Linked DNA regions of Homo sapiens: region 2 is linked to region 1. Evidence: read pairs that join two places in POLR2A ChIA-PET (ENCODE). Cell type or tissue: PC-9. All regions are shown on one strand. Each heading gives the region's core, and the rest is flanking DNA. Links, peaks and the distances in the headings are about the cores only. Region 1 has its middle 13 kb from the start of LINC01559. Region 2 has its middle 20 kb from the start of EMP1.

Evidence for each region. Peaks named below come from ENCODE experiments on the same cell type or tissue, not always from the same donor. Only the 100,000 strongest peaks of a DNase experiment are listed, where the experiment ranks them.
Region 2: POLR2A ChIA-PET joins it to region 1 with 7 read pairs; 2 of 35 experiments call an interaction of 5 or more read pairs at or near these places.

Annotation. Positions count from the first base shown.
Region 1 is chr12:13,385,955-13,394,293 of GRCh38, reverse strand. No RefSeq gene overlaps it. Among named protein-coding and RNA genes, the nearest start is that of LINC01559, 13 kb to the right of the region's middle. In PC-9, for the core only: no CTCF peak of the experiment used is centred there; DNase peaks (open chromatin) are centred at 3,623, 7,013 and 7,453; H3K4me3 peaks cover 1,072 bases; H3K27ac peaks cover 4,935 bases.
Region 2 is chr12:13,172,160-13,180,498 of GRCh38, reverse strand. No RefSeq gene overlaps it. Among named protein-coding and RNA genes, the nearest start is that of EMP1, 20 kb to the left of the region's middle. RefSeq lists enhancers at 6,737-6,786, 7,992-8,041. In PC-9, for the core only: CTCF peaks have their summits at 4,119, 4,325, 6,017 and 6,403; DNase peaks (open chromatin) are centred at 618, 768, 4,768, 6,798 and 1 weaker place; H3K4me3 peaks cover 2,472 bases; H3K27ac peaks cover 7,752 bases.

The sequences.
Region 1 (8,339 bases), core at 121-8,120:
ATAACAGGCTCTGAAATTGTGGCAATAATCAATAGTTTACCAACCAAAAAGAGTCCAGGACCAGATGGATTCACAGCCGAATTCTACCAGAGGTACAAGGAGGAACTGGTACCATTCCTTCTGAAACTATTCCAATCAATAGAAAAAGAGGGAATCCTCCCTAACTCATTTTATGAGGCCAGCATCATTCTGATACCAAAGCCGGGCAGAGACACAACCAAAAAAGAGAATTTTAGACCAATATCCTTGATGAACATTGATGCAAAAATCCTCAATAAAATACTGGCAAACCGAATCCACCAGCACATCAAAAAGCTTATCCACCATGATCAAGTGGGCTTCATCCCTGGGATGCAAGGCTGGTTCAATATACGCAAATCAATAAATGTAATCCAGCATATAAACAGAACCAAAGACAAAAACCACATGATTATCTCAATAGATGCAGAAAAAGCCTTTGACAAAATTCAACAACCCTTCATGCTAAAAACTCTCAATAAATTAGGTATTGATGGGACGTATTTCAAAATAATAAGAGCTATCTATGACAAACCCACAGCCAATATCATACTGAATGGGCAAAAACTGGAAGCATTCCCTTTGAAAACTGGCACAAGACAGGGATGCCCTCTCTCACCGCTCCTATTCAACATAGTGTTGGAAGTTCTGGCTAGGGCAATCAGGCAGGAGAAGGAAATAAAGGGTATTCAATTAGGAAAAGAGGAAGTCAAATTGTCCCTGTTTGCAGACGACATGATTGTTTATCTAGAAAACCCCATCGTCTCAGCCCAAAATCTCCTTAAGCTGATAAGCAACTTCAGCAAAGTCTCAGGATACAAAATCAATGTACAAAAATCACAAGCATTCTTATACACCAACAACAGACAAACAGAGAGCCAAATCATGAGTGAACTCCCATTCACAATTGCTTCAAAGAGAATAAAATACCTAGGAATCCAACTTACAAGGGATGTGAAGGACCTCTTCAAGGAGAACTACAAACCACTGCTCAAGGAAATAAAAGAGGACACAAACAAATGGAAGAACATTCCATGCTCATGGGTAGGAAGAATCAATATCGTGAAAATGGCCATACTGCCCAAGGTAATTTACAGATTCAATGCCATCCCCATCAAGCTACCAATGACTTTCTTCACAGAATTGGAAAAAACTACTTTAAAGTTCATATGGAACCAAAAAAGAGCCCGCATCGCCAAGTCAATCCTAAGCCAAAAGAAGAAAGCTGGAGGCATCACACTACCTGACTTCAAACTATACTACAAGGCTACAGTAACCAAAACAGCATGGTACTGGTACCAAAACAGAGATATAGATCAATGGAACAGAACAGAGCCCTCAGAAATAATGCCTCATATCTACAACTATCTGATCTTTGACAAACCTGAGAAAAACAAGCAATGGGGAAAGGATTCCCTATTTAATAAATGGTGCTGGGAAAACTGGCTAGCCATATGTAGAAAGCTGAAACTGGATCCCTTCCTTACACCTTATACAAAAATCAATTCAAGATGGATTAAAGATTTAAACGTTAGACCTAAAACCATAAAAAACCCTAGAAGAAAACCTAGGCATTACCATTCAGGACATAGGCGTGGGCAAGGACTTCATGTCCAAAACACCAAAAACAATGGCAACAAAAGCCAAAATTGACAAATGGGATCTAATTAAACTCAAGAGCTTCTGCACAGCAAAAGAAACTACCATCAGAGTGAACAGGCAACCTACAACATGGGAGAAAATTTTCACAACCTACTCATCTGACAAAGGGCTAATATCCAGAATCTACAATGAACTCAAACAAATTTACAAGAAAAAAACAAACAACCCCATCAAAAAGTGGGCGAAGGACATGAACAGACACTTCTCAAAAGAAGACATTTATGCAGCCAAAAAACACATGAAGAAATGCTCATCATCACTGGCCATCAGAGAAATGCAAATCAAAACCACTATGAGATATCATCTCACACCAGTTAGAATGGCAATCATTAAAAAGTCAGGAAACAACAGGTGCTGGAGAGGATGTGGAGAAATAGGAACACTTTTACACTGTTGGTGGGACTGTAAACTAGTTCAACCATTGTGGAAGTCAGTGTGGCGATTCCTCAGGGATCTAGAACTAGAAATACCATTTGACCCAGCCATCCCATTACTGGGTATATACCCAAAGGACTATAAATCATGCTGCTATAAAGACACATGCACACGTATGTTTATTGCGGCACTATTCACAATAGCAAAGACTTGGAACCAACCCAAATGTCCAACAACGATAGACTGGATTAAGAAAATGTGTCACATATACACCATGGAATACTATGCAGCCATAAAAAATGATGAGTTCATGTCCTTTGTAGGGACATGGATGAAATTGGAAATCATCATTCTCAGTAAACTATCGCAAGGACAAAAAACCAAACACCGCATGTTCTCACTCATAGGTGGGAATTGAACAATGAGAACACATGGACACAGGAAGGGGAACATCACACTCTGGGGACTGTTGTGGGGTGGGGGGAGGGGAGAGGGATAGCATTAGGAGATATACCTAATGCTAGATGACGAGTTAATGGGTGCAGCACACCAGCATGGCACATGTATACATATGTAACTAACCTGCACATTGTGCACATGTACCCTAAAACTTAAAGTATAATAAAAATAAACATAAATAAATAAATAAATAAAATAAATCAATTTAAAAAAACAATTAAAAAATCAAAAGAAATCTAACAACATGCTTTGTTTTTCCTAAAATTACCACATCATTGACTTTTAAAATAATAAAACATATTTGTTTCCAAAACTACCTCTTTGGCCAGCCCCCATTTTGTGGAGGCCTATGTGTGTGTCTCCTCGGGCTGCTAGATACCCATCCCTGACAGTAGAGATAGTGGCTGAATGTAGGAGGACATGGCCACATCTTGCCTTGACCCCCTCTCTCCCACCTCCCATGGCTGGCCCTCGAGGAAAAGAGGAGGAGATATTCAAAGTAAAGTGGAGGAGAAAAATAATGCAATGACCATCCAGAAAGGAATGGATGGATTTCTGCTGGCAAAAAAAGGTGGTGAGTGGACTTCACACCTCCATGTGGGCTGATGCGGCAGTGGAGCCCAGGCTCGTGGGAACCATCGGAGCCAGGGCGCGGAGTTGTAATAAGCCAGTGACAGCCGGGAGAGAGTGATTGCTGGGATGAGCACATGGAGGAGATGAAGCCAGGGTCCTACTCATAGTAAATGCTTTTCAGTTTTTATCATAATTAAATGTTTTAAAAATGTTAATGGAATAAATTGAACTTGACTTCCCCATTTTCTCCAGATCCTGCAATTATGCTCAAGGCCTGTCTTGAAAGGATGCCAGAGGGTGATGGATTAACTCTAAAATAAATCAAATTTCCCCTGCTACAGAGTTAGGGCGATACAATAAGTGTTTCATGCTGCCTCTGATGATGGAGGAGTTGCATCGCCTTTTCCCTGGCCATTCCATTCGGCTAGGAATAGCCTGAGGCATAAGCTTACTAATGTAGTGTCATAAACCAAACTCTATCAGAGCAATCACCCTCTGTTGCCACAGCGCAGTGGGTGAAAGGGCCTGGGCAGCATTTCTGCCGAGCTGCCACCTCCTTGCCAAGGCTCCCTCCCTGCAAATATCTAGCTAGCAAGCTCTTGGAAATGAGCTGGGCGTGATGCCAGCCAGACTTCCAGCTTGCCAGCATGGGCGGTGCAGAGGGCCAGGCACCTGCTCCCTCTGCTCTTGCTGGTGGGGCTTTCGTGCAGGGCTTTGCTGACAAGGGGATCTCTGGGAGGGATCCAGGAGGGCCAGCGCTCCAACAGCTCCCAGGACTGAGTCAGCAGCAGAAACTCCCGCCTATGCCTGGAAATACTAAATCCAGGACCTGGGCAGGGAAAGAGGCCAAATGGAGCACTGGGCCTCTCCTTAGGATCACTAAGTGTGGGATCATCTGAGTTTACTGAAAGTGGGAATCTTCCTTCCACCTCCCGAATTTGGGGCAGGCAAGTAGAAATGAATACGGGTTTCCCACACTTAAAATTCCCAATTGACATTCATCCTCCTGTCTTCACACCCTCTATCTTCTTCTAAAAACTTTTCGCTTCCATCCTTCATTCACATTTATGGATAATTTACTGCTATCACTTCCAGAGGCATTTGAATAGGACAGGAATCAAAGCCTTAGGCTATAGGGACAAAGAGTTAATGGTAACGTTTCAGGCAAAGGCCAGGAAAGATTTTTCTAATCATTAAGGCCGTTCAGGAGTTTCTGAAACCAAACTGAGCATAGAGTTTCCTATTCCAGCTACAAATGAGGGCCTTTCTGACAATATCCACATTTGCTATGTGTTCTTTTGACTTTTCTTTGGTTCCATTGTGGTGTTGGGATTAGTCTGAAGCCAGCATTCCATCTCTAGTGAGTTTCCTTTATATGGAGCCCTAACCAGGTCCTCTAGAGCAGCCATCCCCAACCTTTCTGGCAGCAGGTACTGGTTTCACGGAAGACAATTTTTCCACGGACCAGGGTGGTGAGATGGTTTCAGGATGATTCAAGCACATTACATTTATTGTGTACTTTATTTCTATTATTATTACATTGTAATATATAATGAAATAATTATACAACTCATGATAATGTAGAATCAGTGGGAGTCCTGAGCTTATTTTCCTGCAATTAGACAGACCCATCTGGGGGTGATGGGAGACGGTGATAGATCATCAAGCATTAGATTCTCTTTTTTTGTTTTTTTTGTTTTTTTGAGACAGAGTCTTGCTCTGTATGCCCAGGCTGGAACGCAATGGCGCGATCTTGGCTCACTGCAACCTCTGCCTTCCGGGTTCAAGTGATTCTCCTGTCTCAGCCTCCCTAGTAGCTGGGATTATGGGCATGCACCACCACGCCCGGCTATTTTGTATTTTTAGTAGAGACATTTCTCCATGTTGATCAGGCTGGTCTCGAACACCTGATCTCAGGTGATCCACCTGCCTTGGCCTCCCAAAGTGCTGGGATTACAGGCATGAGCCACCGCGCCTGGCCCTAGATGCTCATAAGGAGAGCATAACCTAGATCCCGCACATGCGCAGTTCACAGTAGGGTTCGAGCTCTTATGAGAATCTAATGCCACGCTGATCTGACAAGAGGTGGATCTCAGGTGGTAACGCGAGTGATGGGGAGCAGCGGTCAATACAGATGACACTTCGCTGGCTTGTCTGCTGCTCAACTCCTGCTGTGCAGCCCTGTTCCAATACTGGGGACCACTGGGCTAGAGCTTTCTCACATATATTCTCATTCCATCTGTGAGGATGCTGTGGCAGTCTAAGACAGACTGTAGACATTAAAGCTGTCTCTCTTGTGACTCCTGAAATTACTCATCTCCATTTCTTCCATCTTCCTCTTTGAGAATGTTTTAGGTTATTTTTATTAAACAGCTTCTCACCTCCATTCCAGCCTGTTCCAGAGTCTTAATGTGATGTCCAAAACTAGGAAGTCAAAATTCCTAATGATAGAAGTACACTGTAGAATGGAAGATCACCTCCTCAGTTGCAGACTTTACTTCTATTATTATAACCCATGATCCAAGTAGCATTACAGGAGACCTCACAACACAATTGTATATTTTGTTGATGCAGACTACTAAGCCTTTTCACATGAGCTACTGCTAAGCCACATTCTCTTTCTTATAGCATGCAAAGAGGCACATTTTGTTGAATATTATCTTGTGCAATTCCACTCTTGAATCCAGCCTTTCAAAAATCTATCTGTGTGTGTATAGAGAAAGACAGTTTTACTCAGTTCCTATCTTCTGAAAATCTATATTTCCATTCAAGTCATAGATAAAACATTTGAATAAAGCAGAAGAAAAGGAGAGATTCTAAGCCAGACAACTACAGATCATTTTTCTCCACGTTCATTAAGCAATACCTCTGACGCCCAAATGTTCACCTTGTTACCAATATGCCTATACATCTCTGCATCCAATCCATGTGTTTCTCTTATCCACAACTAGATATCGAGTCCATGTCATTCAGCAGGTGATGTCCACATGTTCCATGTGATATAACTGTTCTTGATTTACCGGTCTAATGTGACCTTGTCAGAGAAAGAACTGTGGTTAGCCTGTTCCAATTTGCCCTCAGCAGATTCATGCTGGATCCAAGTGACCCTAGTGTCTTTTTCTAGATGCTTCTAAACAAAGCCTTCAATAACCTGGTGGAATTTTGACTGTGTTTTAACATTGAGCTCACAGTCTGTAGTTTGTAGAATCTGCCTTTTTGGACACTTTGAAAATCAGAGTCCTGTCTAGTGACAGAGGTTACTGAAAGGACTGGTGCATGCTCCCATCACTCGAAGCTGCTGCCTGTGCTATGGTTAATTGGAGACTGACAGACACATTTCGAGCAGACTGTTGATTGTTTCTTATCCTCTTTACTTTGAAGCCCACTGCCTTTTCCAGCATACGTCTGATCTTTCCTTGGGAGTCAACACTAACTCCAAGTTGTATGTTAGCCTTCAGCTGCTTAAATGAGCCCCCTAAACCCCAACAAGCTTCAGTGAGGCACATGCTATGGGGAAAGGTAAGGTTGTGCCCATCAGTTGTCCTCAGGGGTCCCAGGGCTTACCCCTGGACTTTGGTATGCTTGGTGCAATGGGTGAAAGGCAAAGTGGAATCCCAGAAGCCTGCAGGGTAGCATTTTCCATCCCCTGTGGGAGAGTTCTGCCATCTTCTCTGTCTTGAACCAATGCTCACCTTGGCTCCCTCTTCTGAGGGCTTGAGTTAATGTCCCCAGCAATATCCTTGCTTATTCAGGTCACATGTTAGGAACGTGAACCCCTAAGACGGGAGTGAGGTGGGGCAAAGCTCATGAAATAATGAGGAAAAGATAAAAGGAACTGTTACCCCAGAAACAAACAACTCTTGAACCTTACTAGGTTCGGGCTCAGATGGGGACAATAATACCTGTTCTACCCCCCTCATAGAAAAATGAGTCAATGTTTGTGCACAAGAAAGTGAGGGCTATTATCGGATGGGTGGGGGAGAGTAGGGAGAGTCATTCCTAGAGTTTTAAAGCAATGGAGCAATTATCTTACTGCTTTAGAGAAACAGCTTAGGGAGAAAGAGGCAGAGGACAAAGGAACTCGCCAGTTGCTTCTGCAAAAAACGAAAAAACAGAAAAAAATCTAAATGAGTTCTCCTGCAGGTAGGAAAATCTGTCCCTGTTACTCTTTTCTGCACTTCCGTTTGTGGGACCAACTGGTGTATTTCCTGACCCTTTGTGGTCAGAAGAAACCTTGGGGGCTTGTGTTAAAAGCAGAGGTCCATAGGCAGGGTTTCTCTACCTTGGTGGTACAGTAGAATCACCCAGGGAGCTTTTAAAACTCTGATTCCTAAGCCACACCCAGGCCAATTAAACCAGACTCTCTGGGGCTGAGACCCAGGTATTAGTAATTTTAAAGCTCCCCAGGTGACTTCAGTGTTCAGCCAAGGCTGAGAAGCACTGTTCCTGCATCTCCACCCAACCAAAAGAATCAGGCTCTCCAGGCATAGGGCCTAGAAATTAGTATTTTTCACAAGTGCCCCAGTGATTACAATAATTAAGTAAGCTGAGGAACACAGTCCTTTGAAACCTCTTTCTCCTTTTAAGGCTGCTCACCCTTTGTTTCATTTGCCAAAAAATAGGGGTAGAAAGGGCTGAGTGCCTCTCTCTACATATTGGGAGGGGCTGTGACGACTGTGGCTGATGGACGCCTCTGGAATTCTGTAAGGGTAATTACTTGGGAGTCTGACAAACTGACAAATGAAGCAATTTCCATTTCAAACAGAAAATGGAGAGAGATCAGATGCATTTCCTGGCTACTGGAGTAGGCAGCACAATTACAGCTGCTCCAAGGACCAAACCATTGGCCTATCCCTGAGAATTGCAGGGCCTGGGGAGAAGGAACAAGGAAGGTTGTAGGCCCGTGGCCCACACTTCTCTTCCTGCCCCCATGGTCCACCCTATACCATGCAGGGCCACAGACATGTGGCTGTGGTTTTAAAGCCAGGGAGTCATTATCTTACCATTTTAAGTGACACCCCGGCCCTCAAACAGCCATGTCTCCAGCCCAGATGCACACTCCAGTAGCACGGTCTACCATTGAGAGGACACACCCCTGAAAGAGGTCAGCAAAAGCTCTGGAATGGGTATGAGACCATTTGAGCCACAAATTCTGGGTCTTGGGTATACAACATGACAGAGCACGGTGGTCTAGAAAAGGGTGGTAGGTGTTGGCTCCAGGTGGGAACATCCTTCAGCCCAGTGAAAGATGG
Region 2 (8,339 bases), core at 8-8,007, 210 kb after region 1:
TATCGATGACAATGGTGCCCAAAACTTCATTAGCAATTTTAATTTAGGCCCGGTCCTGTGGTCCTGTGATCTCGCCCTGCCTCCACTTGCCGTGTGATATTCTATTACCTTGTAAAGTACTTGATGTCTGTGACCCACACCTATTAGCATACTCCCTCCCCTTTTGAAAATCCGTAATAAAAACTTGCTGGTTTTTGTGGCTTGTGGGGCATCACGGAACCTACAGACATGTGATGTCTCCCCCAGACGCCTGGCTTTAAAATTTCTCTCTTTTGTACTCTGTCCCTTTATTTCTCAAGCTGGCCAATGCTTAGGGAAAATAGAAAAGAACCTACATGAATATCAGGGCAGGTTCCCCGATAAAGTACCTTCTCAAACTATCTTTGTCTTCACATAGCCTTAGAAGCCCACTGGGTCCCTTCTGTACCTGTCACTGTGACAGCTCCCTATGCTGAGTGGAACTGAGCATACTCTACAAATTCTTATGCCTGCCAGGGCCAGCTGAGGATGCACACTACCCAGACCACTGCAGGAATGACTAGCTCAGATAGCAGACAGGCTCCGCCCCCAGCCTTGCCTTCCCAAGCCAGGGCGGGTGTGTGCCACCTGCACTGCTCACAGGCTGGGCCACGGAGAGATCTTGCATTTCCACCAGCTGCCTCACCCACAGTGTGCACGAGTGTGGTAAGCTGGCTCTGCCTAACACGCCGCCCTCCTGAGCTGGGCTGGCTCCTCAGGGATACCCCGTTTTGAAATCCTGGGGCAGGGACCAGCTCGACCCTAAGAGAATTCCCAAGGCGCCAACTCAGAGGATTAGCTCCCTCTCTGCCACCACCCAAATCAGGCCACAAGTTGCAGCGGTTAGACAATGAAATCATCTTTTCTTCTGGTTTTGGTGGTTACTATTTTTAACTGCATTGAATGCCCAGGAAGAACCTGAGGAGAAGGTAACCAGAGCAGCAAAGACCCATTTCCTGGCTCAGGAGCCCACAGCCCTGGGAGTGTTTCCTGTTTGCCAGAGGAGAGCTGTGTTTGTGTGTTGTGGGGAAAGCTGTTATTCCCTTACAGTTTTAAGGTTTTGCAACACTTTAAGGAAAAAAAAAAAAAGAAATCTTCAGGCTCAGCCCTCGTAGCAATTATTTTTTCTGCTGGGGTGAGGGGGGTTAGTGAGCAGGAGAGAGCAAAAGGAGGAAGAACAGAATGGAAAAGAAGCAAGTGTTAGTGGAACAGGATGTACTTAAAATTCCCCCTGTCTGTTATCCATCCCAAAACTGGCCTCTCCATGGGTGTAGGAGGCTACTGCGACTTCATACATATTTATAGCATTTGGCAGCTCCGTGGAGCACATCGCTTTAACAATGTATTTTAAATGAAGCTAAATGAAACGCGTTCCCAGTTCCTGGGAAAGGATCTTTTTTTTTTTTTTTTTTTTTGATAAACTGTGCTGTGGAGATGCTGCTGGCTGAAGTGTCATGGATAATCACAGTGTGGAGGCTGACGCGAGTCTGGGTAGAAGCCAGATGACCCAGACCAGAATGGGACATCCTGGGAAAGATACAGTCTAGCCTGACCGCTCCCAGATCTCAGAGCCCCAGGGAGCAGGGTGTAGCTCTGAGATCCCACCAGTCTTCTGCCCCACCATGTTTTCCAGTGGCTTTTGGAGAACCTGATCCTTTCCATCCGTAGTAGCCCCAATGCAAAGTAACTTACTACCTCCCAAAGGTCTCCAGGGATCAAGGGTCAGAGCTTATCAGGGGTCAAGTTTTCTGGAATCAGAATGCAAAAGTCAAAAGCCTGAAACCAGTGCTCTGCTTGACACACCGTATTAGTTAATTAAGCTTCTGTGTCTGAAACCTAAAACATATTTATGTTATTTTCCAAATAAAATATAGACCTAATTGAATTTCATTGGCCCACCTGGAAGTCTATAGATACAACTTCTTCACTGGCCCCTCTGTGCTTTGGTTTTCCCATTTGTAAAATAATGATATTAGACTAAGGGCTCTTCCAGCTCAAAAATTCCAAGAGGCAAAAAACACATGTAATATCTCTCCTCCAATTCCATCACCATTTCTTTGCTGAGCCCTGGCTAATAGTTCCTCTGCCCTATGTCCTGTCTTAGGGTCTTTTTCTCCATTCCAAATGTCTCAACACAGGTTCAGTTTTTATGCTTCTCAATGCTAGATTATTAGAGCTGTCCTCTTGCAGATTTCTTTGGTTTCAATTGTTTTTTATGCTAATTGATACCAAATGCAGCTGCTCAGACCAACTAGGTTCAAAGCCCATTTCATATCTGGCTCAGAACCTGTGCATAGCTCCTGATATCTCCACCCGCACTCTCCCCCACCTCGTCAGCACCTGCTGCAGCACAATACAGCCCTGTGGCTCCAATCATGTTCGTTCTTTATCCAGTCATTAATACACCTGAAGACTCTTGCCCTTTGCCTGGACAATATGTTACCACGTGGCTTCCCCTTCTCTCTGAACCAGGCTTTGTTCATGGCTTCTTCCAACCTCAGCCTGGCTACACTGCCAGGACACTGACACCCTTTCCCTTTAGCACTCCCTTCACATTGCTTTCTTTGCCATTTTGATGACCGTCCATGTCCTTCTTTGGTGGCTTCATGCCTGATTCTTCTTCCATCCTAGTGAAATGCTGAAACGTCACAACCTCACCTCCTCTTCTGGGTGACAAGTGCAGTACTTGGCATATTGATGTCCAAAGGATGATCATTAATAATTGAGAAACTTAACTGACCTCAAATTTTCAAATAATTAAAGAGCCACTGGACTTGCTCCACCCCACACCTGTTTTCAGCACTAACTACATGTACCCATTGCAGCAAATATGCATATTGAGGGCTGGGAAAGAAGGCCAGGCTCGTGCGCTGAACCCATCACCTGGCTCCAAGCCAGACTGAAGGAGGCTGAGATCATCAGCTTCTGCTGATGACTTATTCTTCAACTAGTGACCTCTCTTGATTTTTATTCTCATCTCTGCAAATTAGAGGGAAGGTGATTTGACCAAGAAATCCTATGATAAAAGATTCTGCAGAGATGTCATTCTATTTTGGTAAATACGATAGTCTCCGTAGAGTTCATCAGTAAGGCAACTAATATATAATGATAAAGATTCCAAAATGTTGGCTCATATTTCCTGAGTAAGCATTACATACAACCTAAGGAGCGAGAGGTTTTGATCTCCCTTTCCTAATAGTACCCCCATCATAGGCAAAAAATAAATGAATAAATAAATAAATAAAAATTAAAAAATCCAAGAGAAAGATCCTGGGAAGGGTGTTGTCTTATCTTCTTTATTTGTACTAAACAAAGGTTGGAAGACACTTTTCTAAAAATCTGTTTTGAGGGCTCAGAATTTAAACTCTTCCTCTGCAGTCTTTGCAAATCCAATAGCCTTTTTCATGCCAAATGAAAAGTTTCCTGTGCATCCTCCAGAAACGCCATTTCTTGTGACAACTCTTCAGAGCTATATGCGTGACTTCCAGCATTGGGGTCCATCAGAGGACCCACTGGATCCCTTAGGACTGTCTGCAGAGTTTCAGGAACACAGCAAAGATATCCATGGTCACTGTTGGAAGAAATGGCAGCACAGCTGGTGATCATGCTATTGTCTGAACTGCCTCAAATGCTTTATAGACGGATGTGAAATGAGGGTGCAAACATGCACTCAGCCACGCATCTACTCTACGCCTACACAGGCTTGTCCTCTGGTGGTCAAGAGAGGCTGTTCTTCCAAGGTGTCAGGAAGAGGGGGTATGCACAAGAAAACAAACTTGAGGGTAAACGGTCCATGTTTGCCGTTCACTCTCTTGTTACAAGTTCCAGAAGGAAGATCAACACTCAATTGTCTGATAAAATGAGGAACAAATCTAGAACCCTCTTGTATCTCACTCTGATTCCTCCAGCTCTTCATTCTGTCACTCAGAGTCTTCCGGTTCAAGATCCTGCATCTCCAAGAGCGGGGTCATGAACCAGGAAGGAATCTCCTCAGTCAGGTTCAGATACAGCGTTAAATCAATCCACCAAATTCAAAGGGTGGTGGCAGGTTCACATACCTACAGCAAAAGTCATTCTGAGGGAAACGTGTCATTTGGAACCTGAAATCTTCCCTTCAGCATGGAGGGGGTGATTTCCCACCTTTCCAACTATAACACTCTCTTCTGCTTCCTTTCACTTCATTATACCACCTGTGAGACAGACAGGAATTATTATCTTTATTAATAAAGTGAATTAAAATAGATTGCTTTGGACATTTGAGAAATTCTTGAAGTCACAGGGCTCTACTGGGGTAACATGAACCAGAGCTGGAAGTCCATGAAGCACAAACTTTGGAGTCAGACAGACGAGGTTTAATCTGATTTCTAGCTGCAGGGCCTTGGGCAAGGCATTCAGACTCTCTGAGCCTCAGTTTTCTCATCTAAAAAATGGGGACAACACTATATTGGGTTGTTAGTAACAACAAATGTGATACGTGTAAGTTACTTGGCACATAGGCATTCGAGAAATGGTAGATTTAAACTAATATTAGAGGTATAGGTGTCATAGCACACACAAAAAAAACCTTATCCATAAAAAGTTTATTCCTGAGGCATTTTCTTTAGTTTAGATCACCAAAGGATTAGAATTAACACGTGCAGGAGGGTAGAGCTAAGCATAACAGACAGGTGAAAAGAAAGGTAGAGAACAAGTCAACTGAAAGCAACATTCCAAGCGAAATTACACCCTTGGCAGCCAAAGACAAGGGTTGGGTTTTCAGCGTTAGTCACTGCTGAGGATTAATGAGCTGGAGAACACATGGCTGAGATGCCCTCTTAGGCAAGAATTAATCCAGTAGGGTCCTGAGTTGCAGAAGGAGAAATGCCATTTCCCTTCAGTCTGGATAGCCCTGCTCACTCTAGGGAAGCACATGAAGTAAAACGCCATTTCTCCTGACTCTGGGCTGCAAGCTGTGGGGAAAGCCTAGAAACAGAAGGTGGATAATTTTTATGATCCCAATGCTTGGTCAAAATGCAGTAGTGCAGCATTTAGGGTCAAGGTGGGCTAACTGTAACACCAGGCTTTCTGGAATCTTTTTAAAATAATGATGAATGCAACTGACAAGAACAAAATAATACACCATTGCCACAATACAGGCCAAACATAGAAATCTGTCCAATTCAGAGGCAAGAAACACACCACAGTTTTAGTTGGAAGCCAGAATAAAGTGTACACATTTTCTAAACCACATACTGAACTAAACCTAACTTATTTTCCTAAGCCTTAAATCAATTTGAACTGGGTTTAAGTATAAAAATATGTAAAGATGTTTTTGATGCAGGGTGTGTAATTTTATACATATATAAACTGAATTGGGTACTAACTGGAATATCAAAATATGCCTAGAATCAAAACAAACAGCAGCTTGAGAATTCAGTTCTAAATTGATTAAAAACAAAAGGAAATGGGCTGGGTGCGGTGGCTCATGCCTGTAATTCCAGCACTTTGGGAGGCTGAGGCGGGCAGATCACTTGAGGTCAGGAGTTGGAGTTCAAGACCAGCCTGGCCAATGTGGTGAAATCCTGTCTGTACTAAAAATATAAAAAATTAGTCTGCCATGGTGGTGCACGCCTGTAGTCCCAGCTACTCGGGAGGCTGAGGCAGGATAATTGCTTGAACCCAGGAGGCAGAGGTTGCAGTAAATCAACATCACGCCACTGCACTCCAGCCTGGGCAACAGACTGAGACCCCGTCTCAGAAAAAAATAAAATTAAAATTAAAAAATAAAAACAAAAGGAAATAAACTCACAGTTAGTCATTGATTGATGATGATGATGATGATGATACTATACTTCCTGATACTTGATTCTCAGTATAATGACATATGTCCTCCCAGGGTGGACTGGTACTGGGTTTACCCCTGCAATGCTCTCAATACCTTCCAACTGGAAAATCTACCTTCTGACTGGTGTGGCCTTTGAGAAATGTGTTGGGCCCAAGATCACAGGGAGGATTAGGCCCCACATACAAAAACAGAAGACAGCTAATTAACTTTTTCAACTTAGTAATCATCAATTTTATTATTAGCATATTAACCAGGGATTATGCCAGTTTAGGTTTGTGTGTGTGTGTGTGTGTGTGTGTAATCAGTATGTAGACATTATTACATGTGCAAATGTAATAATGTTTTAATAATGTAAATAATTAGCAACTTAAATTAACCTGTTTTGTCAGAATGTATTGTTTAGAGGCTGGGAACTCTTAGGGGAAAATAAAAATATGGATCCTCACCAGCTGAACCAGTACAGAGTGAGTTAACTGTGTTGCTTAAAAATAGAGAAGGTATGGGGAATAAAGATCACTTTCACACTTCCAGAGTGACATGGAAATTGGGACTCAGGGACAGTCTCTAAATGGAAAAGGAGGAAGGTTTGGGAAAGTGGGGAGGTGGGTGGACCTGCACCTGGAGCAGTCCTTTGGCAGATCTTCCTGGAGAAGGTGAAGATGCTGGCAGAGGGAAATAAAGGGTTTAATTCCCTGCAGCCAGGAGTTTGACAATGGCTCAGATTTTCAGAGATGTGACAAACCAAGAGGACTTGGCCACAAGGCCTCAGTTTTCTGTGGTTTCAAATTTACTCATCTGAGAAACATGGGACCTTCTAGCCATTGTAAAGAAACAAACCCAGCGATCCCCGAGAGAATGAGTTGCTGATTCAGAAGCTGAAGAAAGAAAGGACTGTGTGACTCCTGGCTCCTTCCCCTTCCGCATTCTGGGCTCTGTTCTCAGCTCCGCTGAGTAAGTCTCGCCGCCTGTCCTGCTTGATCTGCCTGTAGTCTCAACAGTTCTCAGTGAGGCTCCTCTAAGGGGCTGAATCAGATTTATGCAGGTCTGAGAAGAGTGAGTTCCTGCAGACACAATACCTTCTGAGTTTCTGCTCAGCAGCACAGTTTGAGGTGTGGCCTCTACACATACTGCATACGTAAAATATCAGCCCACCTGGGAATGATTTCTTAGAGTTAGTCTGGCCCCACCTTGAAGAGTTTAACTTGGATTCCATTTGTCTTCCCCCTGTCCTACTTTCCCCTGTGGCTGAGAGAGGATTTTCCATTTCATGTTGCAGACATGTGAGGCATCTCAGTCCCGCTCCATTCGTCCACACATCTGGAAGAGCAATGCTCACATCTGGAGCCCATTCTCAGCTGGAAGATGTCTTTCGACATTCTTTTCTTTGAAACCCAATCCATGTAACCTCTTGTTCAAAAGGGCCTCTGAACTACTGGAATCATTTGCAGAGGCTCAGGAAAAAGTCCTTAATTTCATCCCTACATGGTGGAATTTATGACTCAAACCAAACCCAACATTCTGTTTCTGATTGCTTTTTTTCAATAATGACTCTTTGGAGCTACGTGTTTAAAAGGACAGAATTTCTAGCCTAGGACACATACCAAAGGAAGGTGAAAGCAAGCTGTTCAGTAATCACCAGGGCGAGTCCATTGAAGCTCTGTAAGTTTCAACAACCTAGGTCATTTCTTCATCAATAAAATTGGGATTCGTTGTTTAAAAATAGACACAGGAGTGTGTGAGGATAAGGGAGGTAACATATCTGGACATGCCTTGTCTCATACCTGTGTAGGGTAAGGATAGATGGAGAAAGGGGAAGGGGTTTGTGTCAGGCTGAGACAGTCTCTGCATTTGCTCACTCATCTCTCCGTAAACCCATGAAAGACCCCAACATAGGACTCCATGACGCCCCACTGAGCAGGAGAAAGGAAGAAGTCTCAAGAACACAAGACCGAATCGACAGTATTTGATCAGCATGCATGCAAATTACCCAGTCATTCTGAAAAACTACAGCTTCTGTTTCGGTGGTCTGGGATGGGACTGAGGTCTGCATTCCTAACAAGCTCCCAGAGGCTGTCCATGCTGCGAGTCCCCAGATCATGTTTGGTACTAGAGAAATGGGCCCCAACTCAAAAAATTCAACCTCTGCTAACAAGTGAATTTGTCATTTTGCCGGGTCGACTCTAATTCTCAAGCCCAGCCACTGGACAGAGAGGTGTGGAAGGAAATGAAATTCACATTTCTGAAACGCAGAAAGGCCAATTCATCTCCACCTTTACCCTCTTCTGCCGGAAGGCAGGAGTCACGCCAGCCTCTTGGGTGTGAAGGGAAAACTAACTGCCTTACTTTACCCCATTCCCTACCTTCAAGTATTTCCCTGATTGTGTCAGGTTTATACCTAGTGGAGGGAATGACACAACTATGGATGGCTGCCTTTGACCTTCAGCAATTGCCCAACTCCCAGCCAAGCTGCTGGGAGAGGAAGACAGGCAGCCAGTAT